5 separate regions of the Homo sapiens genome follow, and regions 2, 3, 4 and 5 are each linked to region 1. The links are chromatin loops, found by intact Hi-C in ENCODE. Cell type or tissue: MCF 10A. All regions are shown on one strand. Each heading gives the region's core, and the rest is flanking DNA. Links, peaks and the distances in the headings are about the cores only.

The links. Hi-C counts contacts between places; a loop is a spot of excess contacts. Peaks named below come from ENCODE experiments on the same cell type or tissue, not always from the same donor. Only the 100,000 strongest peaks of a DNase experiment are listed, where the experiment ranks them.
Region 2: it touches region 1 in a loop (2.4-fold over the local background); 22 of 110 quality-filtered maps call a loop at or near these places.
Region 3: a loop joins it to region 1, with 2.7 times the contacts of the local background. A loop is called at or near these places in 6 of 110 quality-filtered maps.
Region 4: a loop joins it to region 1, with 5 times the contacts of the local background. A loop is called at or near these places in 4 of 110 quality-filtered maps.
Region 5: a loop joins it to region 1, with 2.9 times the contacts of the local background. A loop is called at or near these places in 3 of 110 quality-filtered maps.

What each region holds. Positions count from the first base shown.
Region 1 is chr5:159,770,060-159,776,551 of GRCh38, reverse strand. No RefSeq gene overlaps it. Among named protein-coding and RNA genes, the nearest start is that of LINC01847, 98 kb to the left of the region's middle. RefSeq lists enhancers at 1,565-2,072, 2,750-2,839, 2,488-3,000, 2,950-3,079, 3,001-3,515 and a silencer at 3,250-3,299. In MCF 10A, for the core only: no CTCF peak of the experiment used is centred there; a DNase peak (open chromatin) is centred at 3,071.
Region 2 is chr5:159,448,846-159,455,337 of GRCh38, reverse strand. It overlaps LINC01845 (long intergenic non-protein coding RNA 1845), which reads left to right. Exons shown (of 7, transcript NR_027110.2): 5 at 1,807-1,949; 6 at 2,545-2,756; 7 at 5,882-6,492. Among named protein-coding and RNA genes, the nearest start is that of LINC01845, 14 kb to the left of the region's middle. In MCF 10A, for the core only: no CTCF peak of the experiment used is centred there; DNase peaks (open chromatin) are centred at 3,907 and 5,187.
Region 3 is chr5:159,823,701-159,830,192 of GRCh38, reverse strand. All of the region lies in intron 2 of LINC01847 (long intergenic non-protein coding RNA 1847), which reads left to right. Among named protein-coding and RNA genes, the nearest start is that of LINC01847, 44 kb to the left of the region's middle. In MCF 10A, for the core only: no CTCF peak of the experiment used is centred there; DNase peaks (open chromatin) are centred at 3,592 and 4,332.
Region 4 is chr5:159,962,212-159,968,703 of GRCh38, reverse strand. All of the region lies in intron 1 of ADRA1B (adrenoceptor alpha 1B), which reads right to left. Among named protein-coding and RNA genes, the nearest start is that of TTC1, 44 kb to the left of the region's middle. In MCF 10A, for the core only: a CTCF peak has its summit at 2,977; a DNase peak (open chromatin) is centred at 2,943.
Region 5 is chr5:159,846,677-159,853,168 of GRCh38, reverse strand. The region is part of intron 2 of LINC01847 (long intergenic non-protein coding RNA 1847); the gene reads left to right. Among named protein-coding and RNA genes, the nearest start is that of LINC01847, 21 kb to the left of the region's middle. In MCF 10A, for the core only: no CTCF peak of the experiment used is centred there; DNase peaks (open chromatin) are centred at 2,868 and 3,388.

The DNA of each region.
Region 1 (6,492 bases), core at 1,041-6,040:
CCTTGCCTCTACTAAAAATATAAAAATTAGCTGGGCGTGGTGGAGCATGCCTGTAGTCCCAGCTACTCTGGAGGCCGAGGCAGGACAATCGCTTGAACCTGGGAGGCGGAGGTTGCAGTAAGCCAAGATCACGCCATTGCACTCCAGCCTGGGCAACAAGAGCGAAACTCTGTCTCAAAAAAGAAAAGAAAAAGTTAGTCACAATCCTCAGAGATAAGCCACTGAGAGAAATCTCTTTGTTTAATTCCTTTAGTCTTTTCTTCTATGTAGGTAGCTTCTGTATTGCTTCTCTCATGCCATCTTAGTCTCGTCCCTACATTGCTGATGATATCTTGCCCTTCTGGGAAAGGTCTCTTCACCTCCCATCTGGCTATCCACATCCTACTTTCTACTAACTTCTGGGTTGACCTTCTTCTGGGAGGCTGATCTCATCCCCGGTAGAAAGATCATGGGTTATGGAGACTGTGGTTTGGATCTTGGTTTCTTCAACTTAACTAGCTGTGGACATGGGCAAGTCACTTTATTTCTCTGAGTGTCAGGTTTCATCTCATTAAGATGGAGGTTAGAACCTTGCGGAGTTTTTTTTTTGTTTTTTGTTTTTTTGAGACAGAGTCTCCTCTGACACCCAAGCTGGAATACAGTGGTGCAATCTTTGCTCACTGCAACCTCCACCTCCCGGATTCAAGCAATTCTCCTGCCTCAGCCTCCACAGTAGCTGGGATTACAGGCGCCCCCCACCATGGCCGGCTAAGTTTTGCATTTTTAGTAGAGACAGGGTTTCTCCATGTTGGCCAGGCTGGTCTCGAACTCCTGACCTCAGGTGATCCACCCGCCTCAGCCTTCCAAAGTGCTGGGATTACAGGCATGAGCCCCCACACCCAGCTGCAGAGTTACTGTTAAACAGAAATGAGGTGCAAGGAATAAAGAGCAAGGCTCTCTGGTCCTCTCTGGTTCTCTGCATCCCCATGGCACTTGCCCAGCTTACAGGCAGGGTGACATCCCATTGTTCCTAGGATAGTCTTATTTTGTTCCCAACCCTCTCCCCATTCTTTATTCCAGTCACACTGGCCTTTCCCTGAGGGCTTTGCCTGGCCTGTCCCCTCTGCCTGAAGCACTGCCCCTCTCACCCATGTTTTGTTACTTTCTTCTCATCCTTTAGATCCTGCGCAACTGTTACATCATTAAAGCATCCTGTCCATGCCTTTTAGAATACAGCAGTCCTCACCTGCCTTCTCATAAGACCACTTACCTGTGTCTGGGGGCACTCTCATGGTGGGAATTTCACAGTTATTTGTGTCTTTTTAAAAATTGACCTATTCCCTTCCAGAATTAATCTCCATGAAAGTGGTACCATGTCTGTTATTGCCCTCCAATGAATTTCTAGTGCCTATCACAGCACCTGGCACACAGTAAATACTCAGTACATATTGTAGAATAATTACATGAATTCCGTTTTTCGGTTGCCAGCACCAATGGATAGAAGAAGCTTCTTTAAAGACCAGGGCTGTGCCTCCTTTTCACATGGAGCTCATTGAAGGCCACTTCGCCCATACCCCAGACCCTAGAAGAAGCTTACTGCATTAGCCCTAGTCTTGCAAATGGCTCTCTGGCCTTTCAAGAGGATCCGTGAAGGGCCTGGGTGAGGCGCTATGGCATCCATGCCTCTTCCTAGTTGTTCTCCTTTCCTCTTCTGCAGAAACTCTATCAACCAGGGACAGCCTGAATGCCTCCTTCACCAGGAAGCTCTCCCTGATCTTCCTTTCCCACCAGTAGGGCATTCATTCTGCCGGCTTTGTTACCAATAGAACTGATTTCCCTCTGTCCTTGTAAATGCAGCTGGCTATTGTCTGAGCTGTTAGCTCGTTTGCCCTCTGGCTAAGTCGCTAGCCCTCAAACAGGTGCCTGGGGTGAACCCGCTCCCAGCTTCCTGTTTTCCACTTTTCCTCCTTTGCCCCCATTGCTGCAGGTATACTGAATGCTTTTCAGTTTTTCAAACCCGTCATGATCTCTGGCACTTCTGGGGTTAGGCACATGCTGTTCTCTCTGAGTGAAACTCTCTTCCCGAACCTCCTCTCCATATGCTTAACTTCCAATTAGCTTCCCAGCCTTGGCTTCAAAGTTACTGCCACCTGGAAACCTTCTTTGATTGCCTAGGTTAGGCTGGGTGCTCCTTCGCTGTATTGCGTGTGCCTCCAGCCCCCTAATGTAGCGTTTCTCACACCTTGTTTACCCGTCTTCCCTGCTAGAACGTGCGCTCCATGAGAGCTGGGACAGGTCAGTGTTACCTCGCTCACCTGGCACATGGTAGGTGCTTACTAACTACTTGGTGAATGCACAAAAAATAAATTAAGGCTGCCTTAGTCACCTTTGTAACCCTCTGTCTCCTCTGCCATTGTTCTCTGCACACAGCAGAGCTCGAAAATATTTGTCGGGTGGAAGGGGATGGAATTGAGTCCCCCCAGGTAAATGCTTCTGGACATATCTCAGAAAGAGTGCTATACGGTGAGCTCCTCGCAGCGGGACCACTCTTGTCCATCTCTGTAGCACCAGCACAGGCCTGGGCACACGGCAGGGATTCCACAGTGCTGCCACATTACTATTTTATTGGGTATACTGAGAGCTCTGCCACCGCTGGCAAGCCCCTTTCTCTCTCTGGCCTTAGTATCCCCATTGTAAAGCAGGGATAATCACGTGACCTGCCTTCAGGGCTGTTTTGAGGGTTAAGTGAATTATGACCTTAGCACATGTAGTAGAGCGATGAGTATGAGCTATTGCTCTCCCCTTTGTCACCTGCCACATCACATCTGTTTTTTTTTTTTCTTCCGGGCAAGGGCTGGCTTTGAGCGCCAAGCTGTGGAACCCAGGCCGGTAGCAGCCGAGGCGCAGGCCCCAGGTCTCTCCGGTTCCCGCCCGACCCCGCGCCACGGTCCTCGCCGTTTTGCTTTCGAGACACACCTGGCTGCTGCCGCGCGCCCCGGGCGCAGCCGCCCTTGGCCTGGCGCCCCCGCCTTTTTGCGGCCGGCGCTCGTGGAAGTTTCCGCGGCCGGTGGTGAGTCACTGCCCTTTTTTTAGCAGCCGCGGTGGATGTGCATCATAATTCACCCAGGCTCCCGAGAGCCCGGCTGCTGCCGCCGCCGCCGCCGCAGACGTCAATGCAGACGAGCCCGGCGCTCGGCCCGGTGCGAGGGAGGAGACCCAGGTCCGCGCCGCTAGGCCGCTGCCCCGCTGAACAGCCGCGCGACGCCCTCCCCGCGAGCTAGGGGCGGAGGGCGCTGCGGAGCGCGCCCAGGAAGCTCACCCCTCGGGGGCGCCTTGGAGCCGAGGAAGGGCAGGCTGTGAAGACAGAGCGGGAGAAAAGCCAGGAAGCAGGCATCTGGGCGTCCGTCCACCCCTCATTCAGTCACCTGCTCTACCGTTAGCCATTCAGGCTCTCACACTAAGTCACTTAAGACCCCTCTCTTTCATCCATCCACCCACCCACCCATCCACCCGTTCGATCATTCATCCACCCGTCCACTCTTCTGCCAACCACCTACCGGCCTTCCTATTCAGGCATTTGACATACTAAGTTACTTAAGGTCCCCTCTATCCACCTGTCCATAGCACACATTTATTTACATCCCATCTCTCTACCTGTCTCAGTTCATCTATCCATCCATTCATCTATCCATCCATCCATCCATCCACCCACACCCTCACTCGTTTAAATTAGTATCTGTTATGCTGGATACTGGGAACACACAGATAATTAGGGCAGCATCTCAACCTGACTCTCTCAGAATTAAAGAAATAGGAGCGATAGAATTCTATTACAGTAGGATAAGAACTGTAGTAATAGTAATTAGAGTAATATAAAATAGTAATAATGTAGGCTAATGATAGTAACCCTATTACAGTAGGATAATAATAGTAATAGTAGCAGCTAATATTTATTGAGCATTTATTGCTAAGCAGTGTCCTTAGCTTTCCATATGTATATCTCATTGGAGACTTACACCAGCCCTGGGAGGTAGGTGCCATTATTATACCCAATTTTCAGGTGAAAGAAACAGAGGCTCACAGAAGTTGGAAAAGTCCAGTGCTTACATAGCTATTAAATGACCAAAATGGTTAGAAGCCAGTGCTTCTTGCTAATGTCCTGGCTGGCATTTGTTACCTGTAGAGGTTAGCATGTTAAAAGGAGTTCAGTTGGATCAGTTATGCCATCTCTCTGAGCCTTGCTTTTCTGTAAAAATAGGGACACCATTTAGGGATAAATGTGTACTGTATATTAGGCCTTGCATCCATTTGCAAGGACTGAAGTGTCTGAAAAACTTATTACCCACCAAGATTAGAGAATAAGAATAGGGTATGGAGAAAATGAGATGTGCCTATTATTATTATTATTATTGTTATTATTTTAATTTTATTATTACTATACTTTTAGGGTACATGTGCACAATGTGCAGGTTAGTTACATATGTATACATGTGCCATGCTGGTGTGCTGCACCCATTAACTCGTCATTTAGCATTAGGTATATCTCCTAATGCTATCCCTCCCCCCTCCCCCCACCCCACAACAGTCCCCAGAATGTGATGTTCCCCTTCCTGTGTCCATGTGTTCTCATTGTTCAATTCCCACCTATGAGTGAGAACATGCAGTGTTTGGTTTTTTGTCCTTGTGATAGTTTACTGAGAATGATGGTTTCCAATTTCATCCATGTCCCTACAAAGGACATGAACTCATCATTTTTTATGGCTGCATAGTATTCCATGGTGTAGATGTGCCACATTTTCTTAATCCAGTCTATCATTGTTGGACATTTGGGTTGGTTCCAAGTCTTTGCTATTGTGAATGGTGCCGCAATAAACATACGTGTGCATGTGTCTTTATAGCAGCATGATTTATAGTCCTTTGGGTATATACCCAGTAATGGGATGGCTGGGTCAAATGGTATTTCTAGTTCTAGATCCCTGAGGAATTGCCACACTGACTTCCACAATGGTTGAACTAGTTTACAGTCCCATCAACAGTGTAAAAGTGTGCCTATTTCTCCACATCCTCTCCAGCACCTGTTGTTTCCTGACTTTTTAATGATTGCCATTCTAACTGGTGTGAGATGGTATCTCATTGTGGTTTTGATTTGCATTTCTCTGATGGCCAGTGATGGTGAGCATTTTTTCATGTGTTTTTTGGTTGCATAAATGTCTTCTTTTGAGAAGTGTCTGTTCATGTCCTTCGCCCACTTTTTGATGGGGTAGTTTGTTTTTTTCTTGTAAATTTGTTTGAGTTCATTGTAGATTCTTGATATTAGCCCTTTGTCAGATGAGTAGGTTGTGAAAATTTTCTCCCATTTTGTAGGTTGCCTGTTCACTCTGATGGTAGTTTCTTTTGCTGTGCAGAAGCTCTTTAGTTTAATTAGATCCCATTTGTCGATTTTGGCTTTTGTTGCCATTGCTTTTGGTGTTTTAGACATGAAGTCCTTGCCCATGCCTATGTCCTGAATGGTAATGCTTAGGTTTTCTTCTAGGGTTTTTATGGTTTTAGGTCTATCGTTTAACTCTTTAACCCATCTTGAATTAATTTTTGTATAAGGTGTAAGGAAGGGATCCGGTTTCAGCTTTCTACATATGGCTAGCCAGTTTTCCCAGCACCATTTATTAAATAGTGCCTATTATTATTATCTGTGCTTATTCCAGAACAATTAAAAATAATCAAAAAGAAAATATCTTTCATTCCATTATCTAGAAATAACAACGTGTATGTTATGTTTGTGTTCTTTAAAATGTTTATTATCAATCTATATGCATATATGTGTACATGATTTTTTCTTTGCAAAAATTGATTATATTATATATTTAAAAAAATAAAATTTAAAAATGTAGCATGACATGAACATATTTGCATGGATTTAACGTACTTTAAATAAATGTATAAAGAGAAAATAAGCCGTCATCTTTGTTGCTGCTTCCGTTTTTTTTTTTTCTTCCAAGGCAGAGTCTTGCTCTGTCGCCCAGGCTGGAGAGCAGGTGTGCGATCTCGGCTCACTGCAACTTCCACCTCCCAGGTTCAAGCAATTCTCCTGCCTCAGCCTCCCAAGTCGCTGGGATTACAGGGATGCACCATCATGCCCAGCTAATTTTTGTATTTTTAGTAGAGATGGGGTTTCACCATGTTGGCCAGGCTGGTCTCAAAGTCCTGAACTCAGGTGATCTGCCCGCCTCGGCCTCCCAAAGTGCTGGAGTTACAGGCGTGAGTCACCGCGCCCAGCCAGTTGCTTCCGCTTTCACTTATTTCCCTCCTTCCCTCCTCTTCTCATTTTTCCTTTTCTCCTCCTCCATAATAGTTAGAGGTCCTAATTACAGACAACAGAATCCATTCTAGTTAGTTAAGTGGGAAGGAATTTATTAATAAATAGATAGAAATGTTTATTATTATTTTTGTTGTTTTTGTTGGAGTATTATTACTAAATACTTCATACAATCGTTCGGTGGGCTGAATAAACAGTCT
Region 2 (6,492 bases), core at 1,049-6,048, 320 kb after region 1:
ATTGAATTCATTCCAATTTATTCTGTGATTTGTGATTTTTTTCTTTTTTGTTTAAAGAAGTATAATTCCATCATTTTTTTTTCTTCTCAAGTTGCTTGGATGGTCAAGACCCTGTGATATATACTGCGTGTTCACCATGCACTAGAAACTGTTTTAAGAGTGTTTGCATGCTTTATCTCAGCTAATGTTTCCACTTTGAAGATCAGAAATCTGAGGCACAGAGAACATAAGTAACTTGCCTAGGGTCACATAGCCAAAAAATGGCAGAACTGGGATCCAAGCCCAAGCAATGTAGCTGCAATGCCCAAGACCTTAACCATACCATTGTATAGCCTCATAAGTCTGGAACTCCCCTCCTGGTGTCTGAGGATATGAGTTCTTTGAATATAAGCAAAAAATGGCACCTCTGCTTAATTTAAGCCAAAAAAAAAAAAAAAGAAAGAAAGTGGAAGGAGAGGAGAGGCACATGATCCATGGTTTTGAGAGGCAAAATCCCAGGAGAGCCTCCTTGTCCCCATCTTAGTTGAAGCTCATCCATTGAGTAGGGCTGGGCTGGGGACCTAAGCTAATCATCCCAGGTTGCTTGTGAAGAAATGGAAGGTGTGCCACCAGACCAAGAGGATATGGATATAAGGCAGGAGAAAATGAGGCATGTATATGCTGCCATGTCACCAAGAAAGGAACAGATCTGGAATGGAAGTTAGTTAATTTGAGGTTGAATTCTGATATAAACTTGGTACCATGAGATTGACATTCAGGTATTTTCAAAGTGATCCACCCTTAGAATTCATCCATTCACTCAATTGTGAATGTTCTTTCACTAAATAGTCCTTATTGTGCCCAAGTAGGGTACTGGGAGATTCACTATCCCCAAAGGGCTCCCAAAGAATGGTCAGGTGAGGACATCAGACATATGTGCCCATTCACGTTCCAAGCTCCATTACACATCATTGATAATCAGATGCAGGGATAGGTTCTGGGCATACAGCAATGACAAGTCAGATACAGTCCTTAACTTCCATGAGGCATATGCTCTGCATGCCTAATCCTTCAGCAGATATGACAAACTAGGATGAGCATTGTGATGGGGCAGTGCAATGGTCTGGGAAGGCATATAGCAGAGGAATGCAATTTGGAACATCCTGGATATTTTCCATTTAGCCACTCCCAGATCCACTTTCCACCTATTTCTATCCTTTTTTATACCCCCAGGAGGATCACATTTATGGATCCTTTGGTCCACTGGATCTTTGATCCACTGGCTCCCAGCTAGGTTCAACCAGTGGAGGCACTGGCAGGAGATTGGAGAGAAGAAGGAGGAGAACAAGATGGAGACATTTATTTGCCCAGCTCCCTCCCTGATAGGTGGCTATAGATTGGCTGCCTCCCTCTGCATGAGGCCACAGGTCCCCTGAGTTGCCCTGTCCTACATCCCTACAGCTACCACCACCTGGCCCCAGTAAGTGCTCCCTTCCTGCCTGTTCTAGCTTAGCAGGGGAGTGGCTGCCAGACCTTCTTAGCTCGTACTTTTCTTGTCAGATTCCCTTAAATCTGCCCACACCTTCAGGAAAGCCCTTTTATTTACTTTGTTTGAGTGAACCATGTTTCCTATAGGGGGAAGTAAGGTTTACCTAGGAAGTGACATAAAAGCAGATACATATAATTTAAGCAAAAATAGCAGACGGTAATGCACGAGGCGACCTGCAGAGCAATTAGTCCCAAAAGTAACTACCATGTGTGTTCTGTCAAAGAACTTTCATTCCCAGTCTTATTAATTCAATATTGTAAATGATATGTTAAAAATAGTGGGGGAATGCCGAAGAAACACTCAGAGTTAATGAGATGAATCCCCCTACATGAGCATTGTGGGATGTCTGCCCAACCCACACAGCCAAGATATGCTCCTTCAGGTGTGTCCTGCCCACCGACCACAGCTGACTGAACCACAGGTAGGCAGACACCAGGCCTAAGCTGGGCCAATGAGTTCCTCCCTTTTTGGGGACTGCGACTCAAGCACGTTCCTCCTTCTCTGCCGCCCACTTCTGAGGATAAGCAGAGGCCAGAGTTCCGGGTCCCACTTGCCATCACTGCACACAAACGTGCAGCAGCAGTCCATTGAGCATGTATGGTCCTCACTTATTTGTGTGTTTTTAACTGAGTCTCCTGGCAGATGGCAATTACAATATTTCTTGAAGGGGCAGCTTTTCTAATTGGTGCAATTGGGCCATGGGCAGGGCTGGGTATCCTCATGTCATACGTCCACCAATGCAGTGAAAGCCAGTCCAGAGAGAGAAGAGATGAGGTAGACATTCAGAGGAGCCAGAGATGAGAGACTGTGGCACCCAAAGTGAGAAGCTGTGAGAGCACGTCCCCAAGGCGCCTGTGCCACTTCCGGTCCAATCAGCCATTTCCACCCCTGGCTTCCCTAAGCTGCCTCTTACAATCAGTTCCCATAATTTGCTGAGGCGAGTTTGAGGAACTTTCTATTACTCGTCTAGGGGGATAACATTTCTAAGCTATTAACCAATGTGCTCTTTATTCTAGAATTTCCTTTTACCCCGGGCTGCTCCCCTTTTTGTGTTCAGCCCAGCAGTCTGCCTTCATTCCCTCAAGGAAGAGCTGACATAAAAGAAAGCAAAGGGGTGGCAAAAAAAAGAAGTTAATGATTAACCTTGAGCTTCAAGAGCTTAAGCATAGGCAAATAGGAAGGCTTCGTGCACATACAACATATTTGAGAGAATATGAGTGGAGTAAAGGTAAGGCGTCCTATTCCCAGAATGGAAAGACGTCCCTAGGCTGGAGAGTAAGGGGGCGGGGAGAATACAGACCAATTAGGACCTAATTTGTAGGACTCAAGGACAAGGTGGGAAAGCGTCTAGAGATGGCTCAGGCTCTGCTTGAGTCAGCACTGTCCTTCCATATTGCCCAGGAGCTATGCAGACCACTGGAGACACACCAGGGTCCATTCCACTGAGCACCATATGTTTCCTGAGCTAAGGCACCTGGGAAAATCCCCCCACCATGGGAGCCAGCACCTCACCACTGACTGCAGAAATGAGGTCCATCAGACTCTGGTACTTTCTTCAGTCCACTCTGAGCCACCCACCTTCTGTGGCACCCACCAACCAGAGTGACCACTTCAGCAAGCACTGTACATAGTATCGCCAGAGTAGCAGGATCAAGTGATGCGGCCACTTAGAGAACTTGTAGTTCAGCAAGAAATGAGACTTGATAAAAATATCATTTTATCTTTGTGGGCAAGCTGAGAAAATGAGGGTAAGATGGCAGCACATTTGGGGGAATTGGGAACCATCCGAACAACCGATGTGCTTGAAGCCTGATTAATTATGCCAGGGTCCACTTCGAAAGCAGTCTCTGTCCTCAGTCCTCAACTCTGTCCTATTCAGGTGGCAGCTAATCAAAGTAGAGGCCATTTCCTGACTCAGCAGAAAAGAGAGTCATGATCAGCTGCAAGGTCTGCCACGGCTCAGACGTGGCACCCGGCACACGCTCCTGCCATTTGCTTTCTCTGCCCTCTACCACAGCATCCCTGCCACACCTCTTTTCCTCCTGAGCAAGGACCACCCAGAAGTCACTCTATGGCTTACTTTTTGTGTTGTGAGTACCAGTAAGCCACTCAAATGGACTACAGAAATAAAGGAAAGGTATATTAAAAGGATACAGGGTGTCTCCGAGAACCCTGGAGAGGAGCTCATCTGGATTCTTTCCTAGGCACACTACCACAATGAGCAAAATCTAATAAACTAAACAATTCTGCAGTTGGATTTTTTAAAACTCCAATTGCACCAATCCTAGATGGGAAGGAATGCAGCTTGATGCTAGCACATGTGATAAAAACACTTAGGATTTTGACTGCCAGCTCAGAATGAGTCAACAATGTGATGTGACTGCCAAAAAAGCCAGTGTAATCTCGGGCTGCACTAAACAGAGAGGAGTGATGGTGCGGCCTTCAGTTCAGAGAATCATGTATCAAGGCCCAGTGAACAGAGAAGGGCGGCCAAGGAGGACTCAGAATCATGCCGTATGGGGGAAAATAATGGGAGTACCTGGGATATTGCCGTCTGGCCTCCTTTTCAGGGATTGGTGGGAATGTTCTGGACCTGAGCTTACCAGTAAAGAGTCTAGGGTTAGACTGCCTGAATTGAAACCCCAACCCAGCTACTTACTAGCTTTTTCCTACATGCCAAGAATGAGATATTTATTCCTCATCACTACCTTCTGAAGAAATACCATCTTCATCCCTATCATACAGATGAGAAAACTGAGGCACAGAGAGGTTCAGTAGCTTGCCAAAGGTCACACTGCAAGCAAATTGAAGAAATATCCTTTGAATGCAAGGAGAGTGTACTTTCTTTGTTCTTCCCCTAAGCAGCTATACAACCTTGAATCTTGTCACTTCTCACTATACTTCAGTTAGCCCTAGGGCTACGTGACCAAGTACCCCAAAACATAGAGGCTTCAAGCAAAAATTCTTATTTGTTCACAGATCTGCAATCTGGGCAAGACTTGGTGGGGACAGCTCATCTCTGCTCTACTGGGATCAGCTGGGGTGGCTCAAAGGTGGGGTTGGAAGCCTCACTCACTCTCCATTTGGTACCAAACATCTGGAGGCTAGAACAGCAGAGGATCCTTGGACATCACTCTCTGTGGTGTCTCTCCACATGCTCTCTCCAGCACAGCACCTGCAGGGTAACCAAACATTTCACAAGTTGGCTTGTGGCTCCCTGGCATACATCCTGAGACAGACTGAGAGAGCCAGGTAGACGCTTTCATGTCCTAGCCTCAGAAGTCACATCGTGTGACTTCTATCACATCCTTAGTACAATCGGAATAACCACAGTGCTTCCCTGTAAGGACGAATTGAGACAATGCAGGTAAAATGCTTAGCACATTGTCTGGAAGCTGATGAAGATTCTATAAATGTCAGCTGTTGTTATTTTAAAAGTGGCTCAAAAAAGACATCTTAAAAAGACAAATCTGCTACTACTACCAAAAACATGCGTCACGCACCCTTAAGCCCAGCAAATACCTTTTGTCCACTGGTGTCTTTCCTTGCCCCATGTAGTCAGACACTGAAGCTCGCTGCTCTGGGAAGTCACACCTCACCCTCTCGTCCCATCCCTCTGATAAACAAGGCCGGTACTTGGAACTGCCTGGGTTGTGCTTCCCAGGAGGGGTACCTTCGCTGACTCAGCTGGGAAGGCATCCAGTGACTCATCAACTATCAAAAATTGATTAAACATCCTCAGGTCTTGGGAAGGGAGAAAATGCCCAGGAGACCCAAGATCCTCTCTTACCCCAGGACCCCAGTGGTTCCTCAGAGAGGAAAACCTGGGCTTGAAGATTAACTGGGCCTTCATATGAGCGGAGGTGTTAGTCATTCTGGGCACATACACGTCTCCAGCATTAGTAAGAAGAGTTGCCAGCTCCCTTCTGAATATTCAAACTCATGGCTAGCCCCCCTCCCGCATCCATTCCCATGGCTTCAACTACCATCCAAGCTAATGAGTCCTAAATCCATATCTCCAACCCAGAATTATTTCAGGAGCTTGAGACCTGCCCCACTCAGATGTCCCAAAGGGCCCTGAAACTCAGCATGCCCCCCTAATGTTGGACTCACCTCCTTTCCCTCACCCAGACCACGACTCTCAGTGAAGATTTCCATGGTGCACCCAGTGGCCCAAACCAGAAATCCAGCTTACCTTGACACTCCCCTGCTCTGCCCCTCAGGAGTGACCCATCACAGGTTCTGCAGTTTCTACCTCCTAATCTCCCTCTGCCAAGAATTTTCTTAGACAACATCCTCATAGCTTCTGAACCCAACTCTATCCTTCTCCAATTTTCCCCTCGCTGCTGTAAGATCTCTGCCAAATGTAAACATGAGCATCGCCGCTCTGTGTAAGACTCTTCAGTGACTCCCCCTTGCCTTCCAGATAAAGTCCATGTTTCTTAACATGGTTCCAAGGCCTTGCTTGATCCAGTGACTATGCATCCATTACAGGCTGAATTGTGTCCCATAAAATTCATACATTGAAGCCCCAGCCTCCAGTAATTCAGAACATGACTGTATTTGTAGATAGAGTCTTTAACGAGGTAATTAAGTTAAAATGAGGTCATGTGTGGGGGCCCTTAATTCAATATGCCTGACGTCTTTATACAAAAAGGAGATAAGGACACAGACACGAACAGAGGGAAGCCCATGTGAAGGCAAAGAGGAAAATGGCCATTACCACCCAAGGAGAGAGGCCTCAGGAGAAACCAACCCAGCTAACACCTGGATCTCAAACTTCCTGCCTCCAGAATGATGAGAACATACATTTCTGTTGTTTTAACCACCCAGTCGGTGATACTTTGCTCTGGCAGCCCTAGCATCTCTCTCCTTCACCTCCCTAAACCGCCCTCCCCAGGTTATGACACTCTAGCTGTGTGCTCAATGCCCTCTCCACTCCAGGCTGGCCCCACTCTCACCTG
Region 3 (6,492 bases), core at 940-5,939, 54 kb before region 1:
TTTTCCTGTTGGCTTCTAACACCTGGACTCAAGGCACAAAATATAATGTGAATTGGAAATTAGGCAATTGAGAGGTAACAGAATCAATATGGTTTAAACCAATTTGTACTACTTTGGCCAAAAGTTCACTTTGGGATCTAATGAATTTGTTGTCTATGTTAAAGAAATTGATGAGAAACTGGCCATCTCTGTTCATTGCTTTGCAGTTTGTAGACACCCAAAGCCACTAGAGTTCTGTGTAGTGAGAGGTCTCACTCTCTCTCACTGATACAGCACACATCTGTCAGGTTTTCTGGGAGCAAGCAACAGAAGCTGACTCTGGCCGATTGGGCAGAGAAGGAATTTATCAAAAGGATATTGAGAGCTCTCAGAATCGTCAGGAGAGGTGGAGAGCAAGGTCTGAAGGTAAACTTAAGGAGCAATGAAAACACCGCTCCGTAGAACTAGATTGACAGAGGGACCATTGCCCCTACTGTTGTCCCACTAAGCCATAGAAGAAACCACCACTATTGCTATGCCAAGATCTCATCCTTGCAAACATTGTCACCCCAAAAGTCAGACCTCTTGCTGCCATCCTTGCCAGCACAATGGATCCCCTGGAAAGTCTCTTTCCTTGAGTTGCTCTCTTAGAATCAAGGTCTTATAGGAGTGTGTCTGATTGTCCCAGCCTTGGACACACTTTCATCCAGTCTGAAAGGGAGGCCCAGATTTGATTGGAGTCTTCTGGGTTTTGCTTTGGAGTAGTAGGATCCACAGGGCTAAAACTATTCCAAACACAGCAAAGGCATTTAACAGGAGCTGAGAGGTCAGAAAATAGGACTGACGTTTGCCGCATATAGTGTATGAAGTCACAGAGTTACAGTTATGCAGAAAGTTTCAGAGTCAGGCAGAATTGGGAGTCAGTTTCAGAGTTAGGGTCCTGGCTTTATGGCTGCTAGCAGCTGTGAGATCTGAGGCAAGTCAAACTCTCAAAGCCTTAATGGTATCACCTGCCTCCTTGGGAAGATGTGAGGGTTAATTTCCTGGGTGCAATAATGTGTAACATAATATTATGTGTACGTAGTAGGAACCCAATAAATGGTAGCCATGAATATTATTAATTTTCAGACTCTGCCATAGACACTGCTCTCTAAAGGGGTAAGGAGGAATCAGGCACAAGGAGGCCAAGGGGCTTGACTATAATTTAAGCAACAACTCATGTCAGGATATGCTTCTGAACTCACTGATTCTGGGTTCAGCTCCTATCCCAGTTCCTGAGCTTCATTACCTCCTCGTGCAATCAAAAGGTGGCAGAAGTGACTGGGCACAGTGGCTCACACCTGTAATCCCAGCAATTCAGGAGGCTGAGGCAGGTGGATCACTTGAGGCCAGAATTTCAAGACCAGCCTGGCCAACATGGCAAAACAACATCTCTACTAAAAATACAAAAATTAGCCAAATGTGGTGGTGTGTGCCTGTAATCCGAGCTACTTGGGAGGCTGAGGCATGAGAATCACTTGAGCTTGGGAGGTGGAGGTTGGAGTGAGCGGAGATTGCGCCACTGCACTCCAGCCTGGGCAACAGAGTGAGACCCTGTCTGCAAAAAAAAAAAAAAAAAAAAAAAAAAAAAATGGCAGAAATAATAGAGTAATAAAGAAGTAATCCACATCAGTTGGTTATTTTAGGGTAGGAAGATTTAAGGTGAGTTTTACTTATCTTCCTTATTCTTTTCTGTGTTGTTTGAAAATTTACTGAGTACATAGTATTGAAAATAATGTTAAAAATTTAAAATTAGCAGTAAAGCTGTTTTTATCCCAGGAACAACCATCTGTCTCAATTTGGGTTTTCCTCAAAGCTGAGCCTGAGACAGAGATTTGGGAGCAGGTAAAAGGTGATCTAAGTCTCAATCCTGGTTCTCCAATGTGCACTAAAGGGGTTAATCTATGTGAGCATTTTCCAAATGTAGATCAGTGATCAAGAGATTGCTACCAGGGATTACCCAAACAACAGCGTCCATAGTGAAATGAGTTTGGGAGATGCAGGGACAAACAAAGGCTTCTTTACTGTGCGACTTCTCGGGAACTTCCCTCTGGTAATGCATATTGAGAGTCTCGGAGAGGGACTCACACAACCAGCCCTCCTTTTTATCCCAAGGGGACTTTGCAGGATTAATATTCTGGTGAGCACACTTTGGGAAATGTTGGATGATCTCAGAGGCCACTTCAGGCTATAAATTTGGTGATTTCTATGATCTCATCTAATCTTTTCCCCAAGTAAGCAAGAGGAGAAACTGTGGTCAAAATCACTCATCAAAACCAAGTAGCCAGTTATTGGCAGAACTGGGGCTCAAACTCAAATCTTTTGAGCCCCCATTTTTTCCCCACTAAACACAGGGTAAAGAAGGCAGGTGTTATGAATTGAATTGTGTCTCCTCAAAAAGATATATTGATGTCCTACTCCCTCGTACCTCAGAATGTGACCTTATTTAGAAATAGGGCCTTTATAGAGGTAATCAAGTTAAAATGAGATCATTAGGGTGGGCTCTAATCCAAAATGGCTGGTTTCCTTATAAGAAGAAGGGCAGGTACGGTGGCTCACGCCTATAATCCCAGCACTTTGGGAGGTTGAAGCGGGCGGATCACTTGAGCTCAGGAGTTCGAGACCGGCCTGGGCAACATGGTGGAACTCTCACTATGAAAACCACAAAAAATTAACCAGATATGGTGGTGTGTGCCTGTGGTTCCAGCTACTCAGGAGGCTGAGGTGGGAGGATCGCTTGAGCCTGGGAGGTGGAGGTTGCAGTGAGCTGAGAGTGCACCACTGCATTCCAACCTGGGTGACACAGTGAGACCCTGTCTCAAACAAAACAAAACAAAAAACAAAAACAAACACTGTGGGGGGGAAATTTGGATACAGAGGTAGACATGCACAGAGGTAAAGCAGGGAGAATGCCAAGCAGAAACAGTGCAGAGCCTGGAGTGATCCTGTCTCACAACGCCTGGTGCTACCAGAAGCTGGAAGAGGCAAGGAAGGATCTTTTCCCTACAGGTTTCTGAGAAGCATGGCCCCACCAACACTTAGGTCTTGGACTTCCAGCCTCCAGAACTGTGAGACAACACATTGCTGTTGTTCTAAGTCACCAGTCTGTGGTACTTCATTATGGCAGCCCTAGGAAACTAATCCAGCAAATATGACTCTGTGCTCCTTTTAAGCCAGACCCAAGTCTGAAGTCTGAGCAGAGCAGTTCATAGTCTGCCTGCTGGGAAAGCTGCTGGCCTCCACCCTGGGGAGACAGTGCTTCTGTTCCACAGCTAGGAACAAGGAGAGTCTCCACCCTCACTTTAGACCTGGTCTCCCTGCTCTTCTCTCCTCTGCCTTGGAGGCCCATAAGCCTTTTAAAAACAAGCAGAACCCTTAATGTCCACTTTTCCTTGTGTGTGGGCAGGGCTGTTTCCTTGTGCTGGGCTGCTGGGCCATGGAATGTGACCTCTCTCTGTGGAAAGAGCCCAGAGCGAGCATTGCCAGCAGAGTTGGCAGGTACCGAGCTACCCAGGGTGCAGACACCTGTTGCTTGAATCTATTTGTGGAAACCTCCTGAGTGCTCACTGCCTACAGGAAGGGCTTGGGCTGCTCACCAGATGAGTCACTTCTGCATTGTCATAAGAAGACTTTACAGTTAAGTGCCCATCCCAGGTTCCCAGGGCCGCAGGAGCACACCAACTGATTTAGTGCCTGGACTGACTTTATAAGACAGACTGGGCATCCCCATTTTACTGATGAAGAAACTGAGGCCCAGGCGAATGAAGGGATTTACCCAGGGTAATAAAATTAGTTGACACAACTGAGACAAAGGAGCTGCATATGGGAAGAACTGGATGCTTACATGATAAAATCTAGGTGCAGGGGGCTGGGTACCTGAGGGGGCAGTAGGAGAGGCAACTCCCCAAGGGAAGCGCTGAGAAATGGGAGACTGGAGGGCCAAGAGGCCTCGGCTTTGGAATCAGAGCCAGGTTTGCATCCAGGTTCTGCCAAATACTAGCTGTGCAACTGGGTGAGTTGCTCTCCATGCCTCAGTTTATCTGATAAAGAAAATAGTTATGCCTCCTTTGTGGGTTGTTCTGACCATTAGATGAGAGGATACATGTATTTAAGTTGGTGTCTGGTATCTGTGAATCATTCCCTAACTCACTAGTATTATTATCGTGGTAGTGATTAGCAGCCTCTAATTACCCTGTGCCTTTGCCTGGAGCTGACCTGCGGCTGTGGCCTCTTCTGAGGTGGGAGGGGCCTGACAGGGGCAGGGAGTGGTTGGTCAGGGAAATGGGCCAGGAGAGGCCCTCCACAGCTGTTGGGAACTGGAGAGCCATCAGGAACCAAGCCCTCAGAGGTGATTTCTGTTGCTAACTTTAAGGGCCTGTGAACAAAACAAATAAAACCTGGTGGGAAGTTTTTCAAAATGTTCTCAGGTGCTGCCAAGCCTCAATATGTTTTCTGAGCCACACCAAGGCAGCCTCATCCCCCACTCCCTGTAGAGGCAAGGGACTGTGACCCTTTCAGGGTAACAATGCATATGAGCAATGTAGCAACTTGGGCAGTACTTGTTCTTTTTCCCCTAAGGAGGCCCGTGGCTCTCACTCATGCACTCTTCATGCTGAGCTGCACCCAGTGGCAAAGAAACAGGGCTAGGGTAAAATGAGGTCCAGGAGGTCAGCTCTGCTGAAGGTGAATATTAACTGTGGAGCCCCTCAGGTGTTGAATAAGAGGGCAAATTTCCAGACGCTTCACTCTTTTCTCATAGAAGCATCTATTCCCTGCCTATCCCCCAGCATAGATCTGACAGTGACTCTTCTCTGCTGAAATCTTCCATGGCTCCCTATTGCCCATACCCTATGGGATGAAGTTGAAATTTCTTATCCTGGCATTCGAGGGCTTTGAGGATCTGGCCTCAGTCTACTTCTGAAGCCTGTCCCTTGTTGGGTTCCACATGAACCCAAACTCCAGCCATACCCAGGACTTGCAGTTCTCCAAATGCACCCATAAATTCTACCCCACTGTGTCTTTGCTTTTGCCTGCAGGACAGGCTGGTGTAATGGAGACATGGTAGGTGCTCAATACATGTTTGCTGAATTGGTCATACTTTATTTTATCATCTTGTCATGTTTAAAGACAATTCCTGACAAAACTGTGAGCAAAATAAAATGGCTATTTTAAGCCACTACGTTTTAAGGTAATTTGTTGCACAACAACAGGGAATCAGAGCATCAAATTAATTTAGTTTTTAAAAAATGACCTAGGTATTAGTCATCCAGTATTAAAGACGGGAGACAAGTCTTGATTTTAAAAATGAGATAAGCTTCATCACCGAGCTTTTTGATGACAGAATGCTCAATTCACAGGGAGAGTACACTCAATATCAGCTTTGACAGGGAGAGAAAAGTGAGAGCAGGCGACTGCAGCAATGGTGGCATTTAATCTGCTATGCCCTGCCTTTGTCCTGAGGTGTTGGGCTGGGACCTCTCAGTCTCTCTATGCCGAAGCTGCTGGCTATTTTCATTTCCTGCAGGAGATGCCATGATGAAAACAAGATACTTAGAAATAAATGAAATGAATTAGCTCAGGAAGTCTTTTCTAGCACAGGACCAAAAAGTCTGTCTTGGGATGGAGACCCATACTAATTATTCTAGAAACAAGAAAACTGCTCGCTTGCTCTCTTTCTTTCTCTTTCTTTCTTTCTTTCATTCTTTCTCTCCCTCTCTCCCTCCCTCCCTCCTTTCTTTCCCTTTCTTTCTCTTTCTTTCTTTCATTCTTTCTCTCCCTCCCTCCCTCCTTTCTTTCTTTCTTTCTCTTTCTTTCTTTCTTTCTTTCCTTCCTTCCTTCCTTCCTTCCTTCCTTCCTTCCTTCCTTCCTTCTTCCTTTCATCTTCTCTCTCTCTCTCACTTGCTGCAACTTCCATCTCCTGGATTCAAGAGATTCTTGTGCCTCAGCCTCCCAAGTATCTGGGATTAAAGGCATGTGCCACCATGCTGGCTAATTTTTGTATATTTAGTAGAGATGGGGGTCTCACCGTGTTGGCCACGCTGGTCTCAAACTCCTGGCCTCAAGTGATCTGCCTGCCTTGGCCTCCCAAAGTGTTGGGATTACAGGTGTGAGCCCCTGTGCCTGGCCTCCTTCTATTTTTCAGTGATTAAAAGTATCTAAGTGGCAAAGCAGGCTATAAACATGACCGTGTGAGGCCAGAGTCCCCTCACCAGGGTAAAGTCTGTTTCATCCTCCTGTTCTTTCAGATCCCTGGGATAAGTTTTGCTAGGATACCCATTAACTCTTCATTGGTATCTGCTAAAGATCAAATTATTCCCCATCCCCTTCCCCCACCCAAATATTTTCAAGTTCTAACCTGAAATGTGATTGTATTAGGAGATGGGGCTTTTAGGAGGTAATTACCTTAATTAAGGTTGAATGAGGGCTTAAAGGTGAGGTCCTAATCCAATAGCATTTGTTGCTTTATAAGAAGTG
Region 4 (6,492 bases), core at 1,013-6,012, 190 kb before region 1:
TGCATTACACAGGGATGAGTGTGTATACAGGCAGCACATTACTTTGCATGAGGACACACAGGGCCCAGGATGGAGGCTGGAGCCATGGCCCGAGGTGGGATCCTGTAATCCCAGCACTTTGGAAGGCGAAGGTGGGCAGATCGCTTGAGACCAGGAGTTCGAGACCATCCTGGCCAACATGGCAAAACCATGGACAGGATCTAGAGCAGGAAAGCATGTTTGTTGAGGAAAAAATTATAACTTTGTTTGGTGCCAACCCCATTGAAGGTGGTTGTGAAATAGGCGATAAATGGATTAATGGGGATGCAACCTGAGAAACTGGCTCTTTTAAAGGTTACAAAAATATCAATAATGCTAATAGCTAAGATTCATCATAGCCAGCATTTATCTTGTGTGTGTGCTCTGCAGGTCCTGTGCTAACTCTTCACACCACTAGCTTATTTAATAATTATAATCGGAAGGTACCAGTGAGGAAGGTACTATTGTTGGTCCCATTTTTTTGGATCAAGAGACCAGTATATGATAGTCATAGTTATTTAACTTGCTATATGTCCATTCATTTGTTCGTTCATTCATCCGTTCCACAAACACTAAGCTCCTGCTAAGTGCTAGGCATGAGGACAAGCTGTGGGAATGCAGAGATGAGTTTGGGGTGTGGTGTTGCACCATGGCAGCTAAGAGGCCATTCAACAGAACACATGTAGCATTAGGAAGGGGGCATAAATTTTACTTTCCCCCTATGTCTGCGCGGCATACGTTTTTTGGTTGTTCTTCACGTTCATCACACTGGAAGCACCATGTCAGGGACAATGATGGGCTAGATTTTTGCCTCTGTTTTCTTACAATGTACCCTCCAAGGACCATGGCCTTGAGAAGTGTTCAGCCAAAGGTGAGGGGGTGATGCCAACTTTTCTCATGGGCATTTACTGCCACATTTTGGGTTTGGGCTCATTACACTGTTTATTCCTCTGAGAAGAAGAAGCCAAGGGCCATTCTTTGCCCTTGGCTGATTAGGCAGTGTGGTCAAGTGGCTGGAACCCAGAACTTGGGATGACACAGACCCGTATTGAAACCTCTCTTGAGTTATTGGCTGTTCAGCTTTAGAAGAGTTAATTAGCCATCTCAGCCTCAATTTTCCCATCTGTAAAATGGGGACAATATCTATGTCATAGAGTTACTGTGAACACATGAAAATATCCATGTAAAATACTTGACACAGAGTCTGACATCTTGAAAATAATAAATAGTGACCATTTTCTAAATATACTTTATATCCTGACCCATTCTCTTCCAGGAACTCAGCTCTGATTAGCCCCACTCAACTCAGATGGACTTATTTATTCTGTACCCCATAGAATTCATACAAGCAGATCATATTTTGTTATTTTATTGTTTGCTTTTTCATGTTAAGCCATCCCAGGTCTGGCTGAATCCTAGTTCATCACCCAGATTGTAAATTCCTTCTGGAAAGGAGCTATATCTTCATTTCTTTTCTTTTCCCCTCCAGATTTGTATATTTTTTTTATTTCAAAAGTAATACATGCTGAATTTAAAAAATACGTATTACAAAAAATCTGTTAAGTCTAGAGTGAAAATACTCCACTTAAGCAGAAGGGATCAGAGTTAACAGTTTTATTTGGAATCCTTCCAGATTTAAAAAAATGGGGTCATACTGCACATACCTTTCCCCAAATTGCTCTCTTTGCTTACAGTATGTAAAAGATATTTCCTTGTCAAAGTACGTGGTGCTATTTCACTTCTCTCCCCACCCCACAAGGGCTGCATTACATCCTACTGTCTGGATAGATGGTAGTTTTATTTAATGCCTTCTCTATAGGTGATTTCCAATTTTTGGCTATTACGGACTGCAGTGATGAAAAGCCACATGCATTCACTTTTTCATGCACATTTGGGTGTTTCTGTGCAATAAATTCACATGAGGAATCACTGGGTCATTTCCACATTTAAGCCCTGACAGCCAAATTGCCTTTTGAACTGGTTGTACTAATTTACCCACCTATCAACTGTGCCTGAATCTGACATTTTCCCTACAACTCCCCACCTCTGGGCTCTTTCAGCCTTTTTAATCCTCACTTGTTTGGTAGGTGAACACTGATCTTGCCCTCTTGTTCCATTTGCATTTCATTTTATTTTGTCCTCCTTTGCACCCTGAACAAGTCCTCAGTGACTTCTGACAGGGAGTCCCCTTTTTTATTGGAATGGGACTCCCTGGAATAGAATCCTGGCTCTGGCCATGTGACCTTGGGCCAGTTTCATACTGTCCCTAAGCCTTAGTTCCTCATCAGTAAGATGGGCTAATAATAGTACTGACCTCTCTGATTGTTGTGAGGATTAAGCAAGGTAAAAACATGTAGAGTCCTTATGAGCACTCTGGATCCCAGGTGTCTGTCACTCAGTCAACTCTGCATGAATAGTAATTAACTAAATAATAATTATTGTCCCTGTAAATCCCTGATTGGGCTGGAAATCTAATTTTAGGAAACATATTTGGGGTCTATTTTACTACATGTATCATTTTGGGTGAACTGCTTTCCAGTTTTGTGCCTGTTTTCTTTCTTTAATTGAGTGGTGTGAGCTGGGTCTTTTTCAGCCTTAAAATTCAGAGTTCTGGCTGGGTATGGTGGCTCACACCTGTAATCCAGCACTTTGGGAGGCCAAGGAGGGCGGATTACCTGAGGTCAGGAGTTTGAGACCAGCCTCGCCAACATGGTAAAACCCTGTCTTTACTAAACATACACAAATTAGCCAAAATGCTCGCTTGAACCCAGGAGGTGGAAGTTGCAGTGAGCTGAGATCGCTCCATTGCTCTACAGCCTGGTCTGTGTCAAAAAAATAAATAAATAAATAAATAAATTCAGATCCCTCATGAAGTCAGAGACCAAAGCCTTGCCCATCCCTGCTGGGGCGTGCCTGCTTCCCTAGACTTTCACCACAGCGGGGCAGTGTGGGTCAGGGACTGGACCGCCAGGCTGCCACAGATGCCACAAATTTTTCGACCCCCTCCTTCCTCCTTCTTCCTCTGCCAGCACAGTAGCTGCTGGGATTAGGGGGGTCCCGTTTGCTGCACTGGCCTGCCTTGGTGGAAACCAAGAAGCTGTCGTTAAGTAACAAGATGCTAAGCCTGTTAGGCATGTAAGAGGATGTGTGGCAGGGATCGTTTCCCCTGGGCAGCCAAACAGACCTGTCACTGGAGAAGAGTGTGGTGGGTGAAGCTGCTGGGTGAGGGGAGTAAATACAACAGGAAGTGTGGGTTCCTGGAAGGCCTGGACACTCTGTGCTGGAAGTCAGGGCTGCGCTGGGCTCTTTAACAATGCCACTAACCCCCTGTGCATGTTCCCGAGCCTGGCCCTGAGCCTGCCTCCGCTTCCCTTGCTCATGGAATGTTCCTGATGCTCCTTGCCCTGCCTCTTGGAATCATGGCTCGCCAGGCCTGGGAAGCCTCCTTCCTTAATGGAGGGCCAGTGAGGGTGAGGGGAGTGACTCACTCAAGGTCACTCAACTGGTGAATGGCAGAGTGGCCACCACGACCTGTTCAAGTTGCCATTCATTTGCTTCAGCAAATATTTATTGAGGCAGTGGAGTTTAGTGGTTAAGGACCTGCTCAGACATCACAGGTAGGTAGATCTGGGTTCAAACCCTAGCCCTGGCATTCTCAGCTGGGCGACCTTGGAGAAGATCCTTAAGTTTGGTGAGGCTTGGTTTCCTGGAAAATTGGGAGGGTAATAATTATTTTCTGTACGGATGAGGTGAGCTCAGGCTTGGTAAGTACCTGGCACATTGAAAGCACTCAATAAGTATAGCTATGATGACTGCTTTGAGCGCTGCTACTGTTACAACTGCCAGCACCGCTGTTACCACCAGTACCACTGCTACCAAGATGAAGAAGGTGGTGAAGAGGATGAGGTCTATGTGCTGTGTGGGCATTGAGACTTACCCTACTGCTCTTTCCAATACCAGCTGAATTATGGTCTCCACGTGGTTCCTGAACCTGCTAAAATTGTGGGCAACATTCCTATATTTTCTTGGTTAGGGTCCATAGCTGTCGTCATGGTCTCAAGGGGATCAGTAACCCTCAAAGGGTTGAGACTCCCCCATCCCAGGTCTAAAGCTTGCTAAGCATTCATCATTCTGCCACCTGGACCACCATTTACTTAGCGCTTTTCTTTGCGTCAATTAGTTTTTGGTATCTCAATTCTTTTGAAGGAAGCTTTCTATCACTATTTTAAAACTTGCATCATTTACTATAAATAAAACATCATGGTGGAGAAAATAAGATGAAAACAAAACAATGTTTGTACCTCCTGGATAGCTCCAGACTGTGGTGTGAATGAGGCCTGCTCCCTCTTTCTCGAAAAGGGAGATTAGCAGTGGTTGAGAGGTGCTGAAGACATTTTGGCCCTAAACTGAGAGGCACTGCTCTCTGAGGAACCTAAAGGATTGAAAGAGAAGTGAACAGGGAACCACTTTGTCTCTGGAGAGCCCAGGCCCTGGCACACGTAGTAGGTGCTGAAATAGATATTTGCTCAGTGATGGACTGACTGAATATGTGACTCACGGTTTCTTGTGCTATCTCTAGATGTCATTTCAATCTTGCACACCACCCAAATCCATAGTGAATTTCTCCTGCTATGTAGGTGCAGCCCTGGGAAACCACATGTGGGAAGCATTTCTATTATTTTATTCTTTTTTTTCCGGGGTGGGGTGGTGAGGGGAGGAGGGATAAATCGAGGAACAGATGTTGCCGTGAGCCCACCCACATCACTTAGTCTTTGAGTGCCCAAGGGCGATTTAGAGGGACTGAGAAGTGCAAGGGTCAAAGGCTCACATTGAGCAGGATATACACAGGGAAAAACATTTCTTGGCTGGACATGGCCCCAGCAGGTCATCCTTAAGCTGACATTCAACAAATCTGAACAGTGAACAATGAACAGTGGAGGTCTCAACACTCCGTGAACCTGAGGGCCACTCATCAAAACCTCAGGGCATGTCTGTAGAATAGCAGCTACCATTTAACAAGCTCTGACTCTGTGCCAGGCGATGGGCTAAGTGCTTAACCACTGTTGGGCCAGTTACTCCTTCAACAGCCACTGTTCCCAAGGCAGTCCATCATGACTGTGCTCTAGAAGGCACCATTCATACTGTCCTTTACAACAATTCTTGATGACTGTGTCCAACCTGCATGGCTGGCCTGGGGGGCCATGATTCTTACACACAGGGGAACAGAAACTCAAATTTGATATAGGTAAGTTGCCCGAGGCCACAGAGCTAGTAGGTAATAGAGTTAGAATTTAAATATAGGCAGCTGTGACAGAGGCTCTTAATCACCACAATGCAGCTCACAGGAAAACAAAATATACATACTTATGTGTGTGGATATATATATATATATATATACTTTTTTTGTTTATTCACTGTCAAGTCTCAACATAATGCTCATGTATAGAAAGGTCTGGGAGGGTGTGTACTGGAATGTCAACTGTGCTTATCTTTGAGTGTGGGGAAATTATGGGTGAATTTTCCTTCTCTGTGCTTTTTGGTGTTTTCCAAAATGTTCTCCATGAACACAAATTCCTTCTGTAACTGGGGAAAATCCAATGAATGTTATCTAAAAGCTAAAAGGCCAGGTGCAATGGCTCATGGCTATAATCCTAGGACTTTGGAAGGCTGAAGCAGGAGGATCGCACGAGTCCAGGAGTTTGAGAACAACCTGGGCAACATAGACGTTGTTTCAAAAAAAAAAAAAAAAAGAAAAGAAAAGAAAAAGAAAGAAAGAAAGAAAAGAAAAAGAAATAAAAGCTAAAAACCAAACAAGCCAAAAAGTAAAAAAAAAAAAAAAAAAAAAAAATAGCCAGGTGTGGTGGCCCCCACACCTGTGGACCAGCTACTCGGGAGGCTGAGGTGGGAGGATTGCTTGAGCTCAGGAGGTTGAGGCTGAAGTGAGCTATGATCGCATCACTGCATTCCAGGCTGGGCAATAGAGCGAGACCTTGTCTCAAAAAAAAAAAAAAAAAAAGCTGAAAAACAAGCCAAAAGATGCTGTGCGTATTGGGTCCTTGTTATGTGCCGCCAACTTTTTTAGCTCCTGTTTCATTTAATCCTGACAACAGCTCCCTGAGCAGGGTGGGATTATCCCTATTTTACAGATGAAGAAATGGGTAGACGGCAGCACCAGTGCGAGGTCCCTCACAGGTGAGAGACAGGTTTAAAATGAAATGAGATGATTTGAGAGATTTGAAATGAAAATGAAACCTGATGATTTGAGAGGTTTGAAATGAAATCAGACGGATGGCAGCACCACTCAGACAGATGGCAGCACCAGTCTGAGGTCCCTGAGAAAGACAGTTTTTAAATGAAATCTTTTGTTATTAAGCCCCCAGCAGCCCCCTCGTTAGTTCCTGATGTGCCTGTGGTCCCCTGTCCCTATCTCCTTACTGTGGGGCATAAATGGAGGAATCTTTTTATTCTTTACAT
Region 5 (6,492 bases), core at 835-5,834, 77 kb before region 1:
TTGTGGTTTTGATTTGCATTTCTCTGATGGCCAGTGATGGTGAGCAATTTTTCATGTGTCTTTTGGCTGCATAAATGTCTTTAGAGAAGTGTCTGTTCATACCCTTCGCCCACTTTTTGATGGGGTTGTTTGTTTTTTTCTTGTAAATTTGTTTGAGTTCATTGTAGATTCTGGATATTAGCCCTTTGTCAGATGAGTAGATTGCAAAAATTTTCTCCCATTCTGTAAGTTGCCTGTTCACTCTGATGGTGGTTTCTTTTGCTGTGCCGAAGCTCTTTAGTTTAATTTGATCCCATTTGTCAATTTTGACTTTTGTTGCCATTGCTTTTGGTGTTCTAGACATGAAGTCCTTGCCCATGCCTATGTCCTGAATGGTATTGCCTAGGTTTTCTTCTAGGGTTTTTATGGTTTTAGGTCTAACATTTAAGTCTTTAATCCATCTTGAATTAATTTTTGTATAAGGTGTAAGGAGGGGATCCAGTTTCAGCTTTCTCCGTATGGCTAGCCAGTTTTCCCAGAACCATTTATTAAATAGGGAATCCTTTCCCCATTTCTTTTTGTCAGGTTTGTCAAAGATCAGATTGTTGTAGATATGCAGCATTATTTCTGAGGGCTCTGTTCTGTTCCATTGGTCTATATCTCTGTTTTGGTACCAGCACCATGCTGTTTTGGTTACTGTAGCCTGGTAGTATAGTTTGAAGTCAGGTAGCGTGATGCCTCCAGCTTTGTTCTTTTGGCTTAGGATTGACTTGGCAATATGGGCTCTTTTTTGGTTCCATATGAACTTTAAAGTAATTTTTTCCAATTCTGTGAGGAAAGTCATTGGTAGCTTGATGGGGATGGCATTGAATCTATAAATTACCTTGGGCAGTATGGCCATTTTCATGACATTGATTCTTCCTACCCATGAGCATGGAATGTTCTCCCATTTGTTTGTATCCTCTTTTATTTCATTGAGCAGTGGTTTGTAGTTCTCCTTGAAGAGGTCCTTCACATCCCTTGTAAGTTGGATTCCTAGGTATTTTATTCTCTTTGAAGCAATTGTGAATGGGAGTTCACTCATGATTTGGTTCTCTGTTTGTCTGTTATTGGTGTATAAGAATGCTTGTGATTTTTGCACATTGATTTTGTATCCTGAGACTTTGCTGAAGTTGCCTATCAGCTTATGGAGATTTTGGGCTGAGATGATGGGGTTTTCTAGATATAATCATGTCATCTGCAAACAGGGACAATCTGATTTCCTCTTTTCCTAATTGAATACCCTTTATTTCCTTCTCCTGCCTAATTGCCCTGGCCAGAACTTCCAACACTATGTTGAATAGGAGTGGTGAGAGAGGGCATCCCTGTCTTTTGCCAGTTTTCAAAGGGAATGCTTCCAGTTTTTGCCCATTCAGTATGATATTGACTGTGGGTTTGTCTTAGACAGCTCTTATTATTTTGAGTGACCTGAATACAGTGTGTTAGGTAAAACTTTCAGCTGGGTTCTGAATTCTAGAACCACTTTGCTGCTAGCTTGCTGTGTGACCTTTGGGAATTCACTTTCCCTCTCTGGGCCTCAGGTTTGCATTTGTAAAATGAGTAAATTAGACAGGATCAGGCTTCCCAAAATTTAGTTATTCAAGTACCACTTTCACAATTTTTGCCACAACCTCATATTATCTGTTCTATTGTTAATATACTATTTTTGGGTGACTTTAAGTACATCTCTTACAAATATACTTTGTATTGCTATTAAAAATGAAAAACCAGTATCACGTTCCCTAACTAGAAAATAATCCTAAAAATAAGTACAATGAGAACAAAGCAATTATATTCAATTCAGATACTGTCAGCTGCCACGTAATGGTTGCTCACATCAGCAGAGTGACAAACCTGTTTCCTGTGAAGTTACTCATTGAATCCCCACGGTAAATCTATGAAAGAAGGACTACTATTAACCCCATTTCACAGAGGAAGACGCTGAGCCGTGGAGAGGTTTATTAACGTCTCCAAGGTCACAGAGTGCCTGTGTGCCTTAGCGGGGATTTTAACCCAAGCAAGCTGTGCTGTTTGCCTATTGGTGTGGGCCTGCTCTCCGTTTGTTAACAAAGGGAGATTGTCTTGTGTCCAAGGGTGTTAAAGACACACTAACACAAAAAGAGACTTTCTTGCTGATGTCATCAGAGGTGGTGAAAGTGGATCAGAAGGGCGATTTGATGTCCTCTACCCCTTCACTCCTCCTGTGTGTCTGCTCTCTTCAGTGCTTACCTGACTGCACGAAGTTCTATTTTGTGATTCACTTGCTCTGTACTTAAATCCTTATCTTACTCATTTTCCATTGCTGAATATCACATTTTGCCCCTATTTTTCTTAAATGAAATTTTAGAAGAGTGACACAAAATGGGATTTTTCACACAAGGCGGCTCCCCTCCATTAGGAACACAAGGGGAGTCTGAGATTAGCGGCAATCAGCTCAGTCCTCATAATGTTACAATAATGACTTGGAGTATCTTTTAACAGCAGTTAACACATCCTGGAGGGCCAGCGTGGCAATTGTCATTCACATCACCCCACATCTCTTTCGTCCTGGGTTCCTGGGGGATTCAAGGTGGTGGCTGGTGACAGCAGGTAGGAGTGGAAGAAGGAGAGGTGGGAGGCAGGCAGAGATGGAAACCACAGCCTCAGGACCATCTCTGGAGTGAGTAAGCTGGGACTGCAAGACTGATTCATAGCAGGCCTGGGGCCAGAGTCATGAAAACTTGATCCAAACATTTGTGCAAAGCGCTTCCCTGATGTGCAATAAAGGGCCCCCATAAATGTGACACATTCCCCATTCTCTACGAGAAGGAGAGTCGAGCACTGCTGGCAGGTGCAATAGCCTGGAACTTCCTGCCAGAGTGCGAATCACTCACGCTTGCCCAAGCCCTGAAACCCTGGAGGCCTCTCAAGGCATCCAGGGAGGGTGTCAGGTGGCTGGGGTGTGGTGGGCTGATTTAACATAACAGCGGCTACAAACCTACTCTTACTTTTACCTTAATAATCATACTAGAAGCAGCTATAGAGCCTGTGCTGTGTATAGGACATTGGGCTAAGGGCTCAACATGCATGATCCCATTTAGTTCTCTTCAACACTGTGGAGTCGGTACTATTCTTATCCCTACACTACAGATGAGAAAACTGAACCTTGGAGCAGTTAAGTAACTAGTGAGTGGTGAAGCCAAGATGGGAAGCCAGGCAGTCCGGCTCCAGAGCCAAAGCTTTAAAACCCTGTGATATGCAAAAAGAAGAGGTTTATTAGATTCTAGGTAGCTCACAGAATGGAAGCGAGAGGAAGGTTGGGTGGGACAGGAACCAAGGAAGATCTGGGACTGTTTCTTTAGGCCATTGCCATGGAATGACTCAGCCTTCAGGAGTGTATGTTCAGCAGCTGATTTTCTGCTCTGTGGTTTGGAGTGGGAGCTGATCACAGAATGTGCTGTGTTTTATTACCTTCTGCTCTGGGCTCAGCTCTGGAGTTGGAGGTAGAAGGACTGTGTGCTGTGTGACCTTGGGCAAATAATTTAACCTCTCTGGGCCTTAGTTTTTTTCAATCTGTAAAATAGGGACAATAATAGTATCAGTTACATAGGGATATTGCAGGGATTATATTAGCAAATATTTGCCAAGCATCTAGCATGGTGCTTGATACTTAGCAAGCACACAGAATGATTGTCAATAAAGGCAGGTGGGGGGCAGCTTGTTGGGCCCCTACAGCTGTGGATCCTGAACACCTCTCCCCTTTGTCTACTCTGTCAGCTCACCCTGAGGAATATGACCACTTTTTCTATATGGTCTGCTAGAGAACCTTGCTACTCAAAGTGTGGTCCGTGGACCAGCAGCAGCAGTGAACTGCTCACCTGTGAGTTTGTTTGACATTCAGAGACCCAGGCCTCTCTCCAGACCTCCTGAATCAGATTGCATTTTACCAAGATCCCCAGGTATTTTGTACGCACAGGAGTTTAAGAAGCACAGCCTCAGAAATTTAAAAAGCAAATAAAAGAAGAAAAGAGGCCTAGAATTTCTTTATCATCATTGGAGATTCAGTATGAAGCATGTACTTTTGTTTTCCCAAGCTACAACCTTTAGGATAATAATAATTCCCATGATGGTAGTAGCACTTCGCAATGTGACTAAAAGGCCATCACACTCACTTTTTTGCTTGCTTTGAGGTATGACCCTGTATGGTTGGCAGAGCAGCCAATGTTTTCTCCATTTTATAGATGTGAAAACTGAGGCAAAGAGTCTCAAGTGATTTTCCAATGTTACCCTGCTACCAAATGTCAGAGCCAGAAAGCAAGACAGGTCTTTCGGTGTCCTAATTCAGGGCTTATTGCAGTTTCCATTCTGTTCATCAACAATGAGAGAATCCATGCTGGTTCTTCTTCCTTCTCAGTTACCAGGACATAGCCTGTCACCAAGTCCCATGACTTTGTTCCATCAGGATGACTTGGATTCAGGCTTTTGTTATGATTTCCCTTGTTCTACCTTCAGCTAAGCTCTGGTCATAATAACAACAATATCAGTGGTTGCATATTGAAGACTTATTCTGCTAAGTAAGAGCCTTCCTTGTGTTAATTAACTCATTTCATCCTCCCAGCCACCTTATAAGATAGGCACTATTATTATCACCATCTTATTATAGATGGTACAACTGAGGCACTAAGTGAGAAAGTTGTCCAAGATCAATAGCAAGTAGTGGAGCTGGGGTTTGAACATGAGGAGCTGTTCACATCTCAATTTCTGCACTAGCTTCTGAGATGGTGTGTCTATGCATGGTCTGCCCTCCAAGCCTGTGAAACATGGGTGTCTTCCTTCCTCTTCCTTCTGCCTTCCCCAAAAAGCCTTTTTTTTTTCAATAGCATGTTCTGATTGAAGCTCCCCTCTTTTTGCATTCCTCAACATGCACTAATATCCATTATACTTTATCATGAATTACTTGTTAATTTCTTGTTGCACTCATGAGAATATAACCTCCAGGAAGGCAGGGGCTTCTTGGACAACACAGCTGTTGTTCCATCACAGTGACTAGCACAGAGTAGGTGCTCAGTAAATGTTTTCTTTTTAAAAAATATAGAGAGTTGGGGTATTACTATGTTGCCCAGGCTTGTCTCAAACTCCTGGGGTCAAGCAATCTTTCCACCTCGGCCTCCCAATGTTGGGATTACAGGTGTGAGCCACCATGCCTGGCCTCAGTAAATGCTTATCGGATGAAGACGGTTCATTGCATTAGTTTGGTCTCTTCACCTAGGCTGTAGTTACATGTGGAGAGTATCCAAAACTATGTCTGTATCCCCCACAGAACCTCAATGGTTCCAGAATGCCATACAGTTGATATTTATTGATACAAAGCCACGTGTTCCCCCTCAGTGCATTCATCGAGGGCCGACACAGCCATTGGTATTTAGTCCTCTGGGTTTCTCATCTCTGTCTAAAACAAGGTGAGGTGAGACCCTCACAATTACCTTGTTTATCACCACCAGGATCCAGGTAGAGACTTTTGGCCAAGCAGGGCCTGTGGTAAGGAGATACCCGACTCCGATAATACCGCAGACTGAGCTCGTGAGGTCATGTGTAATCAGTGGCTCCATTGACTACAGCCTGAGCCTTGGACCAGGTGCCAGGCAGGGGCCTGTGGGAGGTCAGAGTCTGTCCCCTCCCTGGCTCCTTGGCACAAATTAGTGCTGATGAGCTAGAGGAGGAATTCCTGCCTTTGAGGTATGAGCCAGCTGGGCTGCTGCTACCGATCAGCTAAGAAAATAAGTCATCCCAGCCACCTGCGGTTCACCCAAGGGCTGGCGCCAGAGTGGGAGCTGGGAAGGTCTTCCTGGGAGGGCTGGGAGCTGCTGGAGATATCAGCTGGGCTCAGGTGAAAGCTTTGTGGATGGGGAGGTCCAGACTCGAGAGTGTAGGATTAACTCTATTTTCAGGCTCTGGGCTCACAGTCTGCCCCTTGGCTTGGCTTCCAAGGGCTGAGGCTACAGCTTATGCATTTATGTGATTTGGGTGGGCAGGGACACTCATCTGTGTCCCATGGGGTGGGAAGATCATTCTGGTTGATTAGTTGGGGACGAATGGGCCTGTGCCCCCTTCTCCCTAGCAGTCTAATACTGGGAGTGTTAGTTTCACCCACCGCTCACCACTCGCCCTTTGCAAGAGTCCTGCTCTTGAGGCCTGCCATTCTCATCACCCCTTAGATGAAATCCAATTGAATTCCCATGGAGGTAAGTATAAACAGTTCTACCATCAAGGTCTCAGAAGAGTGCCTTAAAAGCAGTAGAGGCGGGGCAGGGGGCAGCAGTGACCATGAGGAGGGAGAAGGGTCTCCTAGTGAAGGCTTTGGGGACATGTCCTAATAGATGGCTCCCATCCTGCCTCTGAATCTTTTTAGTCCTCCTAAATCCCTCTTCAAGTTCCTGCCTTTCCTCTGGTCCTCACTCCCTCCCATTCTCCTTGGAACCTTTTTGCACATGGCAG